Regions from separate parts of the Mus musculus genome. Here region 2 is linked to region 1. A link is a loop called in an ENCODE intact Hi-C map of the cell type or tissue named here. Cell type or tissue: gastrocnemius. All regions are shown on one strand.

Region 1 (8,000 bases):
AACAAAAAAAAAAAACAGTAAGTTGAATAGATCGATGCGGTTCTTGGCATTCTTGAAGCCAGTGGCAGAGTAGGTCCTTTCATACAAAGCTCGGAGTTATTTACAGAGAGAATGGTAGTATTTAAGGAATTGGTCTTTAAAAGAGGAGCATCTGGCCCCTTCTTAGCCAGTTACTGCGGCATAGTAATCACGCATCCTCACTTAGCATTGAGTGGTTTGCAGAGCTTAACCTGGTGACTTAATACACTCACATCACAAGTGGATATTGTGAAATATTGATATTTCATTTCAGAAAACAACAATGTAGGTGGTCCAGCTTCACTGTAGAGCCCTCTGATATCCCAGCTGATGTGGCTGGCTAATTCATTCCTCCTGTCCTCTGTATTGATCTCTGCTGTTTGCCCTGTGCTCTGGGAAGGACAGCCCTGAGGAATGATGTTCACTGCGCTTCCCTAAACCCTTGCAGCTGACTGAGTCTGCAGTCCCTGAGCCAGGCTTTTCCAGACCAGTGCCTCCCCTTCACTGTGTGAGGGCCTGGAGTCTGACCATGCTGGCTTTACACGTCCCACTCAATACCTTATGCTCAGGACCCAGTCCTTGTTCGGATTCCCTCACAAGCCCTTGGGTTGAGGTTTGGTGGCTTCTCTGGCCGACCAGACCATCTGAGGCTATTTGTAGAGCACCGTTGACTTCTGAGGAAAAGGGCTATAAAATACCATCTGATCTCAGCTGTCCAGGGAGGGTCTATGTTTTCCCTCATGGCTCTGGCACTTCTCTGGATAATTTCCTCAGCTATTAACCATGTCCTTAAGGCATCATAAAACATGTAGCATTTTATTTAAAGTTTATAATAGCAGAGCCTGTACAGCTGTTACCCCCTTTGAATTTAAACAACCCTTAAACTGCAATGCTAAAAACTACAGTCAACTTAAACCCTCAGTGTGTCTGTGTACCCGTAGCATCTTAGAAAGTGGAAATGCATTGTATGAAAAAGATAAGTGGCAAACCGATATCCCTCCCCTTCTAGTGGGAAAAAGGTAACAGTCAATGAATTAACTTGTAAATAAGATAGCACCATGTTCCCGGTGTTGGCTTTGGATCTTTGAGCATTCCCTTGTTTGGACTTGGAGGAATTCTCTGAGATTTCAGTCTGGGCTTGGAGGAAAAAAATCTCTCTGGGGTTTCAGCCTGGCTAAAAGAAGCTAGAACAAAGCAGGCCAGCTACAGAAAATGAAGCCAAGAGGTCCCATTGGGGGCCTAATGTGTGTTCTTTAAAGAAGAAAGAATTTGCTCCTGGGGTCAGGAGATTGTCAGGAAGCCCTTGAAGTTGCTAATGCTGATCAGACCTGCTGGGGGCCAGACAGATGAGCCAGTCCAGAGGCAAGGGCTCTGGCATTGCCGATCTCCCAGTCTCCTTTTCTCCCAGAGGTCACTGTCAAACCAGAAGCTCCTGACAGGGTTTGCAGTATACAGGGTTATATCAACACCTCTAACTCAGTGGGGAAAGGGAGGGGTGCATTCGCCAGGCTTTGCAAAGGTCTGAGTGTATTTTCAGTCCTTTTTAGTAAAATCCCTTCCTGGGGTATTCTAGGAAAGAAGGGAGCTAACTTTGTGAGGGTTTGCAAGCCTCATGGGGAGCAGGGTCCCCTACCTACTTTGGGGGACAGAGTGGAAGAGAAAATGGGATGACAGACCCACCCTTGTGGTGGTGTTTTGTTTCGGTGGTGTTAATGTTCTTCTTTGGTTTGCTTTTTGAGACAAGGTCTTACTATGAATTCATGCTGGCATCGAACACATCGTGGTGCCCAGGCTGGCATCAAACTCTGATCCTCCCTCCTCAGGCGCCCAAGTGCTGGGATTATAGACACATACTACCACACTTGGGTCTTGGGGTCGCACTTTTGAAGTACCTGGCTTATACTGACCTGATATGAATAGGGTTTTTTTGTTTTGTTTTGTTTTAATTTTGAAATGTAAGCTAGCAAAATGGTGCAGTCATTTAGTGCAAGGATTGCAACCGGAGTTCAAGCTCTGTAGTCCACGTAAAGGTGGGAGAAGAAAACCAACTCCTGAAAGCTGTCCTCTGATCGCTACAGGCACATCGAGGGACAGCTATGCGCATGCGCAACCGCTACAGCATACTTGCAGACCTCCCCTTTCTAAGTGGGATATGAACTTTCGCAGAGGCAAGGCCAGGCAAGGTCAGACAATTCTGATCACTCCTGGATCTTCCAGGAGAGGGAAGAATTCCTCAACCATTCAACTGTGACAAAACATTAGATTTATGAATCAAACCGCTAGCAATTTGAATTATGTTATGGCAAAGTACACATATACATATACACATACCTAAGTCTCTGTAGGACAAGAAGAGTGAGGCTGTCAGTGTTTAAAGATATCTTGGCCTCTGCAGGTTCCTGATCCCAGTGACCTATCCAGGTCAGTTAAAGGGGGAGTAGGGTGGGCATAGACTTGTTGGCCTAAGATAGCCTCCCGAAACTCTTAAAATCTTTACTAACTAAATGTAACATGTGTTCCTGGTAGATTAGGAACATTTTAGACCAAGTTCCCAGTGCAGCATTTTTCTCTTAAGTATTTTTTATTATTACATATTACATTGAACTATATCTACACGTCTCTTAACATGCTACATAGATAATTCACTGTACTTTGAAAACTCTGTAAGGCTCCCCCAATACATTTGAGACTAAAAAGGAGGCGTGTTTCTGATCTTTTACATGTATAGTGTTGATTTTAAAATAGAAAACAGTTTGTAAGAAAAGAAATTTCTTTCCAGGTTATAATGAACGCCTAACATTGTCAATTAACAGTGCTTGTACTGCCTCCTGGTGGCCAGAAGGGAACACTGCATTTTAAAAGCTGAGACAGCACAAACTAGGGAGAGCCGCCTATTTATGGATATTACTGGTATTAATAGAGTATCACAAAGATTATTCTGTCCGGTGTGAGGAATCCCCACAGTAAAGTATCCAGGATCTTAAGATAAATAAGCACAATGGACTTGTGGATTTAGATTTTCTGCAATCTGAGAGTTTAAGTGATGGGTGTTCTTTCTACAAGGTCATTGGTATGCTAGCATGGCTCCTGACTTAAAAGCTGATTATAAGGACTTGGAAAAAAAGCCATCCATTTTTAAAACCTGAAAAAAGGTTGAAATGTCAACAAAAATTACCTTACATGAAAAAAATTACCTTACCTGCTTCTTTAGAAGTTAGATCAGTATGTGTGTGTGTGTGTGTGTGTGTGTGTGTGTGTGAGAGAGAGAGAGAGAGAGAGAGAGAGAGAGAGAGAGAGAGAGAGATGGGAAGTGTAAATATCTGATATGTGACCCAAGAGGTTTAGAACCACCACTGCCCTAGGCGTTTTTGTTTAATAATGATAGTAAATATTAATAGCCTTCGGAGCAGTTCACGTGTAGTTTGCACACATCCATCTAGCAAAGGCTTCGCTTGAAATGCATCTTGCTCCAGGATTGTTGATGGCTTTCTTCTTCTTACCAGTTACCTAGTGCGTGCTTTTCAGTGCATAGAAACATTGGGAGTAAACCACGTCTCCTTCACGGTGACCTTGAAATTTCGTGCCAGCATTGTGTTCCTGTGATGCTAAGGATCAGACTCGAGGCCTTGTATATGTGACATAAATGCTCTGCCACTGAGCTATACCCCAATACAGGAAAAGAAGCTCCCAGAGTGTTCCCCTACAGAACAGTCAGGAGCCCAAAAGCTTGACTGCTTCTGACCAGGGTCTGTGATACATTTACTAGTGACCAATAGCCTCACAGTCCTCAATACTTACTTGAACATGAGAATAAATTGTATTCCTTTTCATCTGGGCCCTCTGTGCCACGACGGGCTGCCGGGCTATTCCGATGCCCTGTCTTAACTTCTGTGAAGAGAAGAGCTCAGCAGACGCCTTCGCCTGCTCTTCCACTAATTGCATGGCCTCCTTTCTCAACAAGGAGAAAGAGGAAACCCGAGAGGAAGCTGATTACAGGCATCAGAAGTCCTTGACTGAGGCCAGTTACAAGAAGTCCCACAGAGCTTCATCAGAGGGCAAGTCCCTGGTGACCCTCCTCCGAGAGCAACCATGTGGATTCCTGGCCGGAGCTTCCAAGAGTTGTGACCACTTGGGAGAATTTATTGTGTTCTCTGAGTTCATAATTACAGAGCACCATGTCATGAATTCTTGTGAGGTCCCCTGAGGATTCCTTAATGGCATAATGAAGTCAAGCCAGTTATATCCCACGTCCTAGACCTTGCAGTCACATAACAGGAGGGATTGCTCCAAACTGCAAAACCAGCTGCTGTCATTGCTGTCGGCCATTTTGCCCCTATACTTCTTGGAGCCGTGTTCAGAGCTTCTTGGTCCTGGTGTAAGTAAAGTGCCTTGACTTGGCACAATAGAGTTCTCTGGTTTAGGACCTAACAAATTGGAAACCCAGTTTGCATCCAAACAAACTGTGAGTTGCTCTTACGTGTGACCACTTGAGGGCAGCACCGTCTTAGGAGCTCACAATCCAGCCAAAGTAGGAGCTACCCAGGGAGGTTTATATACTGCTGGAATTCTGGGACTAAACTGTAAGCGATTAGAAGACACTTCTGACATATCAGCTCTAATTCAGATGCGGAGATTTTTATTTATTTAACTGTAGTCTATAGATTTTTATATAAGATAAAATTGAGGCAGGCATGAGAGGTAAGCCAATTGTATGCCAAGAGATTTATTTATTCTGTGAATTAAAGTGTTAGTTTTAAAAACAGGTCCAGTATACAAGAAATAAAAGCACTAAATTAAAATATACCCCACAATTAAGCCTGAGACACCAGGAGTGTGTTCCCAAGTCCTTACACACATCTTGGGACACTGGATTCTTCACAGATGATAGATTCCCACTATGGCCTCATCAGGTAGGAAAGAAGGCCCGCTTGCTTTTTTCTCCTCATATTTTGAGGTAACTTTAGTATAAGCCTGAAGCAAGTAGGAAGGCAGGAGGAAGAGAGAGATGAAGCACGCTACTCTGTGTTTGAAAACCCACCAGCAGAGGTCTCCACCACAGGCAGGGCCCTGCCCACTTCCAGATGCGTTGGAGAGCTGGCCTTTTATAGCTTTCACGGGACACCAGGGAGGAGATGGAACTGAGCAGCTGCCAGTGCCCGGTGTGTCTAAGTTCTCTTTCCAAATGTCACTGCTTGTTTGGAAGGCATTATACACTCACCCCTCAGCTTATTTCTCTTCGTGGATCTTGCAGAACACAAACTGTCCTTAAAGACTTACCTTTAGCCAAAGTCCTTTAGGACCTGGGGTGTGACCCAGGCAGATCAGAGAGCAGGCAGATGCTAACCCCAAGTAACTTTTCAGTTGAGCCCAGACCTCAGTGTGTCCAGGAAAATCTCTTTTCTATTCCAAATTGATCATCTATAGAATTTCTCCCTCTGTTTTCTTGCAAACAAACTCATTCCCTTGAACATAGACCAATAGCACCTTTACTCTGCTCGTAGCAACGATGACTGGGAGTGAACTCTTTGGATTCCTCTTTATCTGAAACTCTACCCATCCCTTTGAGTCCCATCAAGGACCTTCCAGCAGACATCTCCCAAGCTGTCCTCCCTTGGGAAAGTTCTCTGCTCTTGTAGAAGAAGGACCACATTCCTCTTTCCTACCAACCGAGTGCTCCCAATTCCCACCAGGTCTCCAGGAAACAGTCTCCCTCCCTCCCCTTCCTCCATCCTGCCCTCGGTGGATCCTATCCCCGCTACTTGAGCAGCAACCTCTTCTGTGAGCCTTCCTCCTCAGGAGCCCAGAGCTCCTTCCCCAAATCACAGCCCTAAAGCCATGACATACGCGTTGATCTGAAACCTCCCACACCAATAAGATTTTAAAACGGATTTAAATATCTTTGTCACTTTAGGATGTTCAATCTGATTTGCTTGTTAGCCTGTGGGAGCTATAACAAGCATTTACAATGTATTGGGGGGTGGGGGGGCAGCTGAATAGAGCCAGGGGACTGCCTGTGATGGAGACCTCTGCTCCTCTGTTTTCAAGGACGGAATGGATGTACTGCTTTTCTTCCTGTGTGTGGGAGAAATATACACACACACACATACATACAAGTGCACACACACACACACATACAAGTGCACACACACATACATACAAGTGCACACACACACATACAAGTGCACACACACACATACATACAAACACACATGAATATACATACACATACACATACAAACATACATACACACACCAACACACACACATGGTGGGGGGTGGGCAAGGAAGGCCATAGGCAGCTTTAAGTATGTGTTCTTTCTAGGACCATCCTCTTTGTTTTTGAGACAGGGACTCCCATTGTCCCAGATCTAGTCAAACAGTCCAGTCTGCCCAGGGACTTAGCTGCCTTTACTGTGGCAGTGCTGGAATCACACGCATGTGCTACCAACCAGGCCTTTTGACGTAGGTTCTATGGACAAAACTCAGGTCTGCCTGCTTGAAGGGGAAGTGTACCGACCGAGCCGTCCCACAGCCCTCTTTTCGAATAATCCCTTCTCCTAGGTTCTAGAGAACACACACTCATCTTTGCCACTTTACCTCAGGTTCTCTCGGCCCACATCCTCCTTAAATGAGGGAGATCTTCAGCCATTGGCTCCTTAGTTTTCTCTGTACTCATTTTTACAGAGCTCACCCAATCCTACATGGTTAGGCCTCTTTGCCCTCAACGCCGCCATTTCTAACCCTCAGCTCTTTTCCAAGCTACAGCCATGGCTTTCGTTTCTACACCTGGACACTACATCTTAGGAAAAAATGACAAAGGTGAGTAAAACTCGGCAGCTTCCCAGCTCTGCATCCCAATATGATCCCCACCCAGACCTAAAGTCTCCCAGCAGGGTCTCCTCCATCTCTGATTCAGACCTCACTTTTATGAACAGATTAGACTTCATTATAGACACTCTGACAACACTCTACCTCAACCTGCCCATACCTGGACTTCTGAAACAATCATCAGCCTCGGGTCTCTCCCATCAGTGGCGTCCCTCCCCCTCCTTCCCAGCTAACATTGTCCATGAGCTCGCTCTTTCAAATTGGTCTGCGCACATGAAAACAAAACTGGCAACGTTAATTGCTTCTAAACTAAGTGGCTGGAAATAAGAAGAGAGGGAAGGGAAGGTTAGGAACCCTCTAGTCCTTCGGAAACCCTGAGACGGATGCTCTAGTTCAACATTCAATGTTATCTATTAAACTATCCACAAGAACCAAGTATAGGGTCAGCCTAGATGTTTGCCAACAGATAAATGGATAAGGAAAATATGTTCAGTGTGGTCACAGAAATGGCTCAGAGGATAAGAAAAAGACAGGCATATGCCATTTTCTCTTAAGTGGGTTCTAGATTGTGTGTGTGAGTGTAGTCTATATGTATCATTTATGTATATATAAATATTAATATGCATAGAGGATCATTTTTGTATAAATATATAATGTGAAAGTTAAAGCAGGATTATGGAAGAGGAAGAGGACCAGTAAGAAAGGAGAGAGGATATGGTCAAAGCCCATGATGGATTTGTCCCTGCCATCTCGTTGTTTAGTCAGCTTGACACAAGGCAGAGTCATCTTGGAGGACGGAACCTTAACTGAGAAACCGCCTTCATCAGATTGGCCTGTGGGGCCAGTTTGTTGTGAGGACATTGGTTTGATGCCTGTCTGACCTGTGAGGACTCAGCTCACTGTGGGTGGTGTCGCTCTGTAGGAGCTCCTGGGCTCTGTGAGCAAACAGGCTGAGCAGGCCATGAGGAGCAAGCCAGCGTGCTAACAATTCTTCACAGCTGCTCTCACACCCCATTTTCTTTTAAAACTTTTTTATATCTTTTTTCATTAATTAATTTTTTACACTCCATATTTTGTGTAAATCCCATCCACCCTCTGACTGATCTACATCCCATGCCTCCTCCCCAACCCCCTGTCTCCACGTGGATGCCCCC
Region 2 (8,000 bases), 210 kb before region 1:
TGCATATCATGGCCTGTACACCACCCAGTAATAATAAATGTTTTCTTCCAAAGTGTCTTTGAACTTAAAACTTCCATACTGTGTGAAAATAACTTCATCAAAGGCTAGTAGTAAATCTCATTAGGTAGTGTAAAAACACTGTCAATATAAATATTTTTATTAATGAACAAGCTAATAAAGTGAAATCGGGTCCATATTTAGAAATTCTGTATTCCTAAAGGAGGAATTTGGAACTTAGATGTCATTTTTCTAACCTAATTAAATAATGATATTCTTTTCATAATAATAATATATAATATAAAAGTTAAAATAGGTTAGATATCGCATGAGTGTAGATTTTCAGTGTAAATATAAGTGAAGAATTTATTCTGGGTATACATGTTTTTTTCCTTTGTTGTAAATATCTCCATGTCCTAAGGAAGACATTAGTGATATAAAGTCTGCAGTAAACAAAAGATGTACTAGAAAAAAACTAACTAGTAATTAGATCATGACTATCTTGAAAATAATGTTTAGCAATAATTATCAAATAATATTGGGTAATGAATTTCCTTCATTACCACCAGAGATATTTCAAAATCCTTTCCCCCTTTTACTAGGTACTTACAAGCAGACATAGAAGCCTTTGACATCAGAGAATTGACACCCAAATTTGATGTGATTCTCCTGGAGCCCCCTCTGGAAGAATACTATAGAGAGACTGGCATCACTGCGAATGAGAAATGCTGGACCTGGGATGATGTACGGTGAAACGCTACACACTGTAATGGCGTATTTACCTCCCAGAGAGTACACGCTTATTTGTCCAGAAAGCGGGGTTATGAGTACACTTCACTGTGGTTTCTTAGGAGCTTAGTCTTCTGTTTGACAGCCATTAATTAAGGTTTTGAAGGTTTTAATGAGATTAGTGAGATCATCTGATTGGCAAGAGGGCTGGACTAGAGGACAGTAAGTGTGAACCGTGGGAAGGCAGGAGACTTGGGGATACTCACGGGTCAGAGAAGAGTTGTGCAGATACCTGGACAAAAGTGGTCCTCCTACCTCAGTCACCCCAAACTGTCTGTGGCTATAGGCATATGACATTTCATTTTGTCTGTACCTTTGGGCTCTAATAACCTCTTACTATCTCTGCTTTTATTAGCTCTGTAGAAAATTCCATCATTCTGTAAATGTACTTTTTTTTGAACGCCTAAGAAAACAAGTATATGTATATGTCTTTTTGTACATGTATGTGTGTTGATTGTTGATAGAATAACAAACAGCATATCTAAATAACTTCAGGCATAGAGTTTATTTTCTATGCTATTTCCTAGAATATCTGAAGAATACATTTGTAGAGACCCTATTAAGTCTCAACAGTTATTGTTTGGATTTATGATAAGTGGGACACATTTGGTGCTATATTATTTTGATCTTCTTCTAGATTATGAAGTTAGAAATCGATGAGATTGCAGCACCTCGGTCATTTATATTTCTCTGGTGCGGTTCTGGGGAAGGATTGGACCTTGGGAGAGTAGTAAGTTGATGTTTGTGTTTTGTTCTTAATTTTTTTTTCAGGTGGATTCTTAAGTTAATTAGGAAAAGAACATAAAGGCTACAAAGATTAGTGTGCTTTTGCCTCCTTCATTTTTTTGACTAGCTTAAAAATACCAAGAATTATATAACACTGAGGTGATATAACATTATATCTGATATTTAGTCACAGTGACAAGAAAAGTAACATGCAAATAACTAAATGATGTATTTAACATCTGTATTATGCTTATATTTCTTATTTAACATCTGTATTATGCTTATATTTCTTATTTAACATCTGTATTATGCTTATATTTCTTATTTAACATCTGTATTATGCTTATATTTCTTATTTAACATCTGTATTATGCTTATATTTCTTATTTAACATCTGTATTATGCTTATATTTCTTATTTAACATCTGTATTATGCTTATATTTCTTATTTAACATTTCTTATTTAACATCTGTATTATGCTTATATTTCTTATTTAACATTTCTTATTTAACATCTGTATTATGCTTATATTTCTTATTTAACATTTCTTATTTAACATCTGTATTATGCTTATATTTCTTATTTAACATCTGTATTATGCTTATATTTCTTATTTAACATTTCTTATTTAACATCTGTATTATGCTTATATTTCTTATTTAACATTTCTTATTTAACATCTGTATTATGCTTATATTTCTTATTTAACATTTCTTATTTAACATCTGTATTATGCCTATATTTCTTTTGTGTCTGCTCTGAAATTGTTGGTTCCCCTCTATAAAACTTTTATTCTAGTTTATTTTATTTCTTTTATTGGATATTTTCTTTATTTACATTTCAAATGTTATCCCCTTTCCAGGTCTCCCCTCCAGAGCCCCCCGTCCCATATCCCCAACCCCTGCCTCTGTGAGGGTGCTCCCCCACCCACCCACCTTCCCGCCCTGGAATTCCCTTCACCTGGGCATTGAATCCCAACAGGACTAAGGGCTGCTCCTCCTCCTGATGTCCAACAAGGCCATCCTCTGCCACATATGTGGCCAGAGCCATGAGTCCCTCCATGTGTACTCTTTGGTTGGTGTTCTAGTCCCCGGGAGCTCTAGGTTCTAGCCTGTTGACACTGTTTCTTCCCTACATGGGCTGCAAACCCCTCAGCTGCTTCAGTCCCTTCTCCAACTCCTCTGTCTGTGACCCTGTTCTTAGTCCAATGGTTGGCGCTATAGAACTTCTTAATTCTGGTTATATTAAGTTTTTGTTTTGTTTTATTTTTTTAAGATTTAATTTTGAAATTATTTCTAGTGCTTGCGAAAGTGGGGTTACAGAAGATGTGAAGATATTTGTTGGATTAAAACCAATAAAAACAATCCTGGAAAGACAAAGACTCTAGATCCAAAGGCAGTTTTCCAGAGAACAAAGGTATTGTCTTTTTTATCTTGTTTTCTTTATTATTATTCTCTTAAACTTTTCTATATTACTATATACTGTGAAATTTATTTCAGCAATAATGCTTTTATGCTAGTAAAGTAGTGTGAGCATTACAGAAGTATACCCAAGATACCTTAAAAGTGTCTCCTTCCCAGTCCTGGGCCAGTGCACACTGTGCTAGACAGTGGCTTTCTGTATATTGTAAGCTGACATAATTCCAAGTTAGTTAGCTCTGGTCCACCTGACGCTCAGAAGCTTCCCTTCTGCACGCTTAGGAGGAAGAACTGACAGCGGAACTCAGTAGCCGACCATTAGAGTCATGCTTGCCTGCTCTCACCTTGTCTTCCCATGCAAGAACCACTAAGGGCTTCTGCTGCACATGACTGTCTCACTAGTGTAAGCTGAAAGAGCTTTTGCACATTACACCTTGGAAGCCACTAGAGGGCGCGTCTGTCTTCCTAAGTTTTCCTTGGACTCGATCATTTACATGACAGCATGTAGGAAATCCCCGGTTGGTGGAGCTGGAATTGCTCTGAGAGAGGTGTGCCTGGAGCCAGCCTCGAATCCCATCCTCCTTTCCCTGCAGCTTACTCACCACGTGTGTCCTTCCTGTCGGCCTTTTATAAACATGCTAGAGTCAGCACCTGTCCTAACTGTGTGAGCCCAGGAGGGCCATTGCAGCCCCACAATTATAGCTGCTTGGTGATAAGTGTATGCCCTGAAGGTGGGGTGGGTAGATTGTGTCATAGCTGAGCCCATGTGGAACAGAACTACAGTGGGAAGTGCAACATTACGTGGTGTGGGAAATCCTGCATACCTGCGTTGGAAGTGAAGTAGGATTTTAAAAGTATTTGAGTGACTGTAGAAGGGAAAAATGTTTTTCCCATTTTCTTGGCAGTTGTCTGAAAGCCAGAGATCTAGGATTTCCTGTCATAGTTTTATCACTAAACTATATCCCGACAATCCATAGAAGTAAGGATTGTTTTAGAACTGTTTAGAGTTGGTAAATGCTGTGAGATCCTGATTGTTGGTAATGAGAGCCATCGGTGTGCTTTGTCACAGGAGCATTGCCTGATGGGGATCAAAGGAACCGTGAAGCGAAGCACAGACGGGGACTTCATTCATGCTAATGTTGACATTGACTTAATTATCACAGAAGAACCTGAGATTGGCAATATAGAAAAACCAGTAGAAATTTTTCATATAATAGAACATTTTTGTCTTGGTAGAAGACGCCTTCATCTCTTTGGGAGAGATAGCACTATCAGGCCAGGTGAGACCTCAGTTTTGATAAAAGACAGTTTTTTCCTTGAGATGTGGATTTTAAGTTATAGGACGTAGCCTGTGTAAAATAGAAGTCTTATGTATTTAATTCCTCTTTTTTCTAGCTCACATGTGAGCAATTTTATCTTAGCAAACTGAGAAGGCAAAGAATTCCCATGCACTCTCTGCCCCACACATGCATTACCCCCCATTATCATTGTTTCTCACATAACTATACAAAGTCTATCTTAGAATTGACATTGGCGGTGTCTGTGGATTTATATAAGTTGGTTATAGTGTATCCAACCGTTGTAATAGTACACTGAAAACGTTTTCTGCCTAAAAGTCCTCCCTACTCCACTTAGTTTTTGGCACCTCCTAATTATCCGAATTTTGGGGTACATTGTGATGTTTCTTTGCCTGTGTATAGTAACGTCAGGGTAATGTTGACTATGTCACCTCAGTTCTTTGTATTGGGGACATTTAAAAATCTATGCTTTTTGAAGTATTCAGTTATTACTCAGCTAAGCTGTGCATTGCTGTTTCCTGGATTCCTCACTGTCTGGTCTGCGGCCTTCTTCCCCTCACTCTTACCTGGCCTCTTGTAACCAGTGCTGTAGTCTCTGCATCCTTCATATGCACGTTTTGTTTCTACCTGTAAATGAGGATTTGTGGTGTGTGTTCTTTGCCTGACTTATTTCAGTTAACATAAAGCCTTCTAGTCCCATTACAGTCAATAACAGAATATATGACATTCAGTTTATCCATTCCTCCATCAGTGGACACCTAGGTCATTTCCGTAGCCTGCTTGTGTGAATAGTACTACAGGCTGCTTTTAGTTCCTTTAGATATGTACCCCAGGCGTAGGGTCTCTGAATCGTATGAAGTCCTCTTTCTAGTCCTTTGAGAGCCTCCGTAATGTGTTCCATAGTAAGTGTTGATCGGCCTTCCCATCAGTAGCTGTGGGAGCTCCCCTTCCTCAGCCTCTCCAGCCATACTAGTTCTTTTTCCTGTGATCATAGCCATTCTGACTGCAGCGGATGATACCTCATTGTGCTTTTGTTTGCTTAGTTATTAATGGTGGTGTGCATTTTTTTTCATAGCCTTAGCTGTGAGTGTTATCTTCTTGTGAGAAAAGCCATTGCCCACGGAAAGATGGCATGAGGAGGGCAACATGGCTATTTGGATATTTGTATAAGAGAAAAGCACATTTTTTCCTCAAATGAGAAATGAGAAAAACAGTCGTCCCATTTTCTTAAGTAGGGAAGATATATGTATATACTTTATTAACCCAACCCAAACATTGTGTATTAAAATATCTTTTCTAAGTGGTATTCTAACAACACAATACATAGATGAGGAACAATAAGGATGATATGTAACAAAAGCTATAATCTAGAACGAGAAACAAGGTATGTGCATATGGACCTTTTACAATAGGACATGCATGTTGTATGTTCTACACCAGAGGTGATGGCTGTGTGTGTAACTGAGCCATCTTTGAGAGTGTGTTAAGGATTTGAACTAGCCCCTAAAGACCACCAAAAGAGGAAGGAGATGGAAAATATTTTCTGTTTTCCCCGCTTTATTTCAGGCTGGCTCACAGTTGGACCAACGCTTACAAACAGTAACTACAATGCAGAAACATATGCATCGTATTTCAGTGCCCCCAACTCATACTTGACCGGATGTACAGAGGAAATCGAGAGGCTTCGACCGAAGTCACCTCCTCCCAAGTCCAAGTCTGACCGTGGGGGTGGAGCTCCCAGAGGTGGAGGAAGGGGGGGAACATCTGCTGGCCGTGGTCGGGAAAGAAACCGATCCAATTTCCGAGGAGAGAGAGGTGGCTTTAGGGGGGGCCGTGGAGGCACGCACAGAGGCGGCTTTACTCCTCGGTAGCTCTTACACTTGCATCTTTATCACAGTGGAGACTTGCTTCAGAGCTCACTCCCAGCTTGTACTTTGCTTTAGTTTCTCATGCTGCCAGAAAGATCTTAGCCACCCCACCCCACCCCAGGGACTGGCAGTTGTCACAGACTGAGCTTTTGCTCAGGGTGGGTGAGTCACGTGTGCGCAACACCCCGACCTGACTTGACTGATTCCAGTCAAGGCTTTGGCTTCCTGGAAATGGCTGCGCAGAGGCTTCGGCATCTCAGAGGAGTGGCAGGAGTGGGTGCTGTGTTCCCTGTCATGGCTGCACGGCAGCAGGAGGCTGGGAACCCGGGTAGAACAGAATTAGAGAGGTGGTCACTGTGTTGGGCCTTTAATGTTTTCTTGTTGAAACACTAAAAAGAGAAGAGTTTTTCCCCTTACTTTTAAATTCTAAAAAATAACATGAAGTATCATTTGAGTTCCCAGAACTCGGGAGGGGAAATGAAATCTCGTTCTTCCAGATCAGAATCTGAGGTGGTTGCAGTCGTCAGGGTAGGTAACGGGAGAGGCAGGCAGAGCATGGGATATTTCAAACAAAACCAAGCTTATCATAATGTAAATTAGCGGCTACAGATGGCTCCTGACCATGTGTCTTCAGAAGCAAGACAAGGCATGTATGTCTCCAGGTCGGAGTGTGAACCTGATCTTGGGCTAACCTAAGATAATTCAGATTTCTTAGCAAAGGCAAAAACAGATTTGGGGAGGGGCTGGTTTAAACGGTTGAGAAAATAAAATCTTGATGATGAGGAAATGACAAACATCTTTAAAGTTGTTACTAAAGAAAATTTAGGTAAAAGCAATTCCAGAAAACCCTTACGAATACAGCGTGGAAGAGGACCTGCAGTGTCCTTTGATTAGAACTATGTGGTGCAGAAGTCGCCGCAGGGCTGATGGGCAGATCTCTTGGCTGTGGGAAGCTTCGTGCTGTTGCCTTTCTACACCTTAAGTCCTATTTGATGGATTTGGATATGCCAGATGAGATAATGCCAATATTGTTCTGGGTAACTCCTTTTTTATTTTGCTATAACTTTTCTAATAAAAATTTAAACCTTTGAATTAAGTTTGTTTTCCTTAGATGCAGTTGCTATTGTTACCAAATGAAAAGGGGCCAACCTAAGGTGACACTCCTCCCTCGGGTTGCATTTGAGTGGCTGTTCTGTTCTACTGGTCAGTTATGGGCATGACAGCCATGAAACATACGGCTCGAAAGACTTACACTTTAAATGCTTCATGAATTTGGCTCTCCAACCAATTGGTGCTTTCTAGTACAGACAACCTTTAGGTATCACAGGTGGTTAGAATATTTGCTGTGATGTTGTTTTTAATTTCAGTAATTATAAATTATCTAAAAAGCAAAACTATGGGCCAGATTTGACCTGTAAGGTGAAGGTAGGAACTCCCACTTGTTCAGTGACGGCTTCTTCAGAGCTCTAAGGAATGTCCCTTCCATCAGACCAAATAGTTTTCACTGAATTACCATCTTCCAGAGGTCTGAGAGCCAACTTTTGTTTGTTCTTTTTCAAAATTGATAAAGAATAGTGGTTTAACTAACTCTCTGGCCATTTATTTAATAGTAGCCTAAATGGGAAAGGAAGTGTGCATTAGGAATACAGGGACAGTCGAGTGTCAGAGAGGATGGTGAGGAATGCTAAATGAGCAGGGAACTGACATACAGAAACCATTCTTTCTATTATTGTTGTTATTATTATTGATTTTCTTCATTTACATTTCAAATGCTATCCTAAAAGTCCCCTATGCCCCACCCCCGCCCTGCTCCCCAACCCACCAACTCCTGCTTCCTGGCCTTGGCATTCCCCTGTACTGGGGCATATAATCTTCACAAGACCATGGGCCTCTCCTCCCATTG

What was found. A loop is a pair of places that touch in the nucleus more often than their neighbours do. Peaks named below come from ENCODE experiments on the same cell type or tissue, not always from the same donor. Only the 100,000 strongest peaks of a DNase experiment are listed, where the experiment ranks them.
Region 2: a loop joins it to region 1, with 4 times the contacts of the local background. A loop is called at or near these places in 4 of 42 quality-filtered maps.

What each region holds. Positions count from the first base shown.
Region 1 is chr3:123,155,848-123,163,847 of GRCm38, reverse strand. The region is part of intron 1 of Synpo2 (synaptopodin 2); the gene reads left to right. Among named protein-coding and RNA genes, the nearest start is that of Synpo2, 76 kb to the left of the region's middle. In gastrocnemius, CTCF peaks have their summits at 2,842 (motif pointing left), 4,500 (motif pointing right) and 5,064 (motif pointing right); DNase peaks (open chromatin) are centred at 2,851, 4,499 and 5,079; H3K4me3 peaks cover 998 bases; H3K27ac peaks cover 4,800 bases.
Region 2 is chr3:123,367,486-123,375,485 of GRCm38, reverse strand. It overlaps Mettl14 (methyltransferase like 14), which reads left to right. Exons shown (of 11, transcript NM_201638.2): 7 at 600-741; 8 at 1,424-1,516; 9 at 2,813-2,929; 10 at 4,001-4,211; 11 at 5,796-7,191. The coding sequence ends at 6,100. Among named protein-coding and RNA genes, the nearest start is that of Mettl14, 15 kb to the left of the region's middle. In gastrocnemius, a CTCF peak has its summit at 3,383 (motif pointing right); DNase peaks (open chromatin) are centred at 3,389 and 6,020.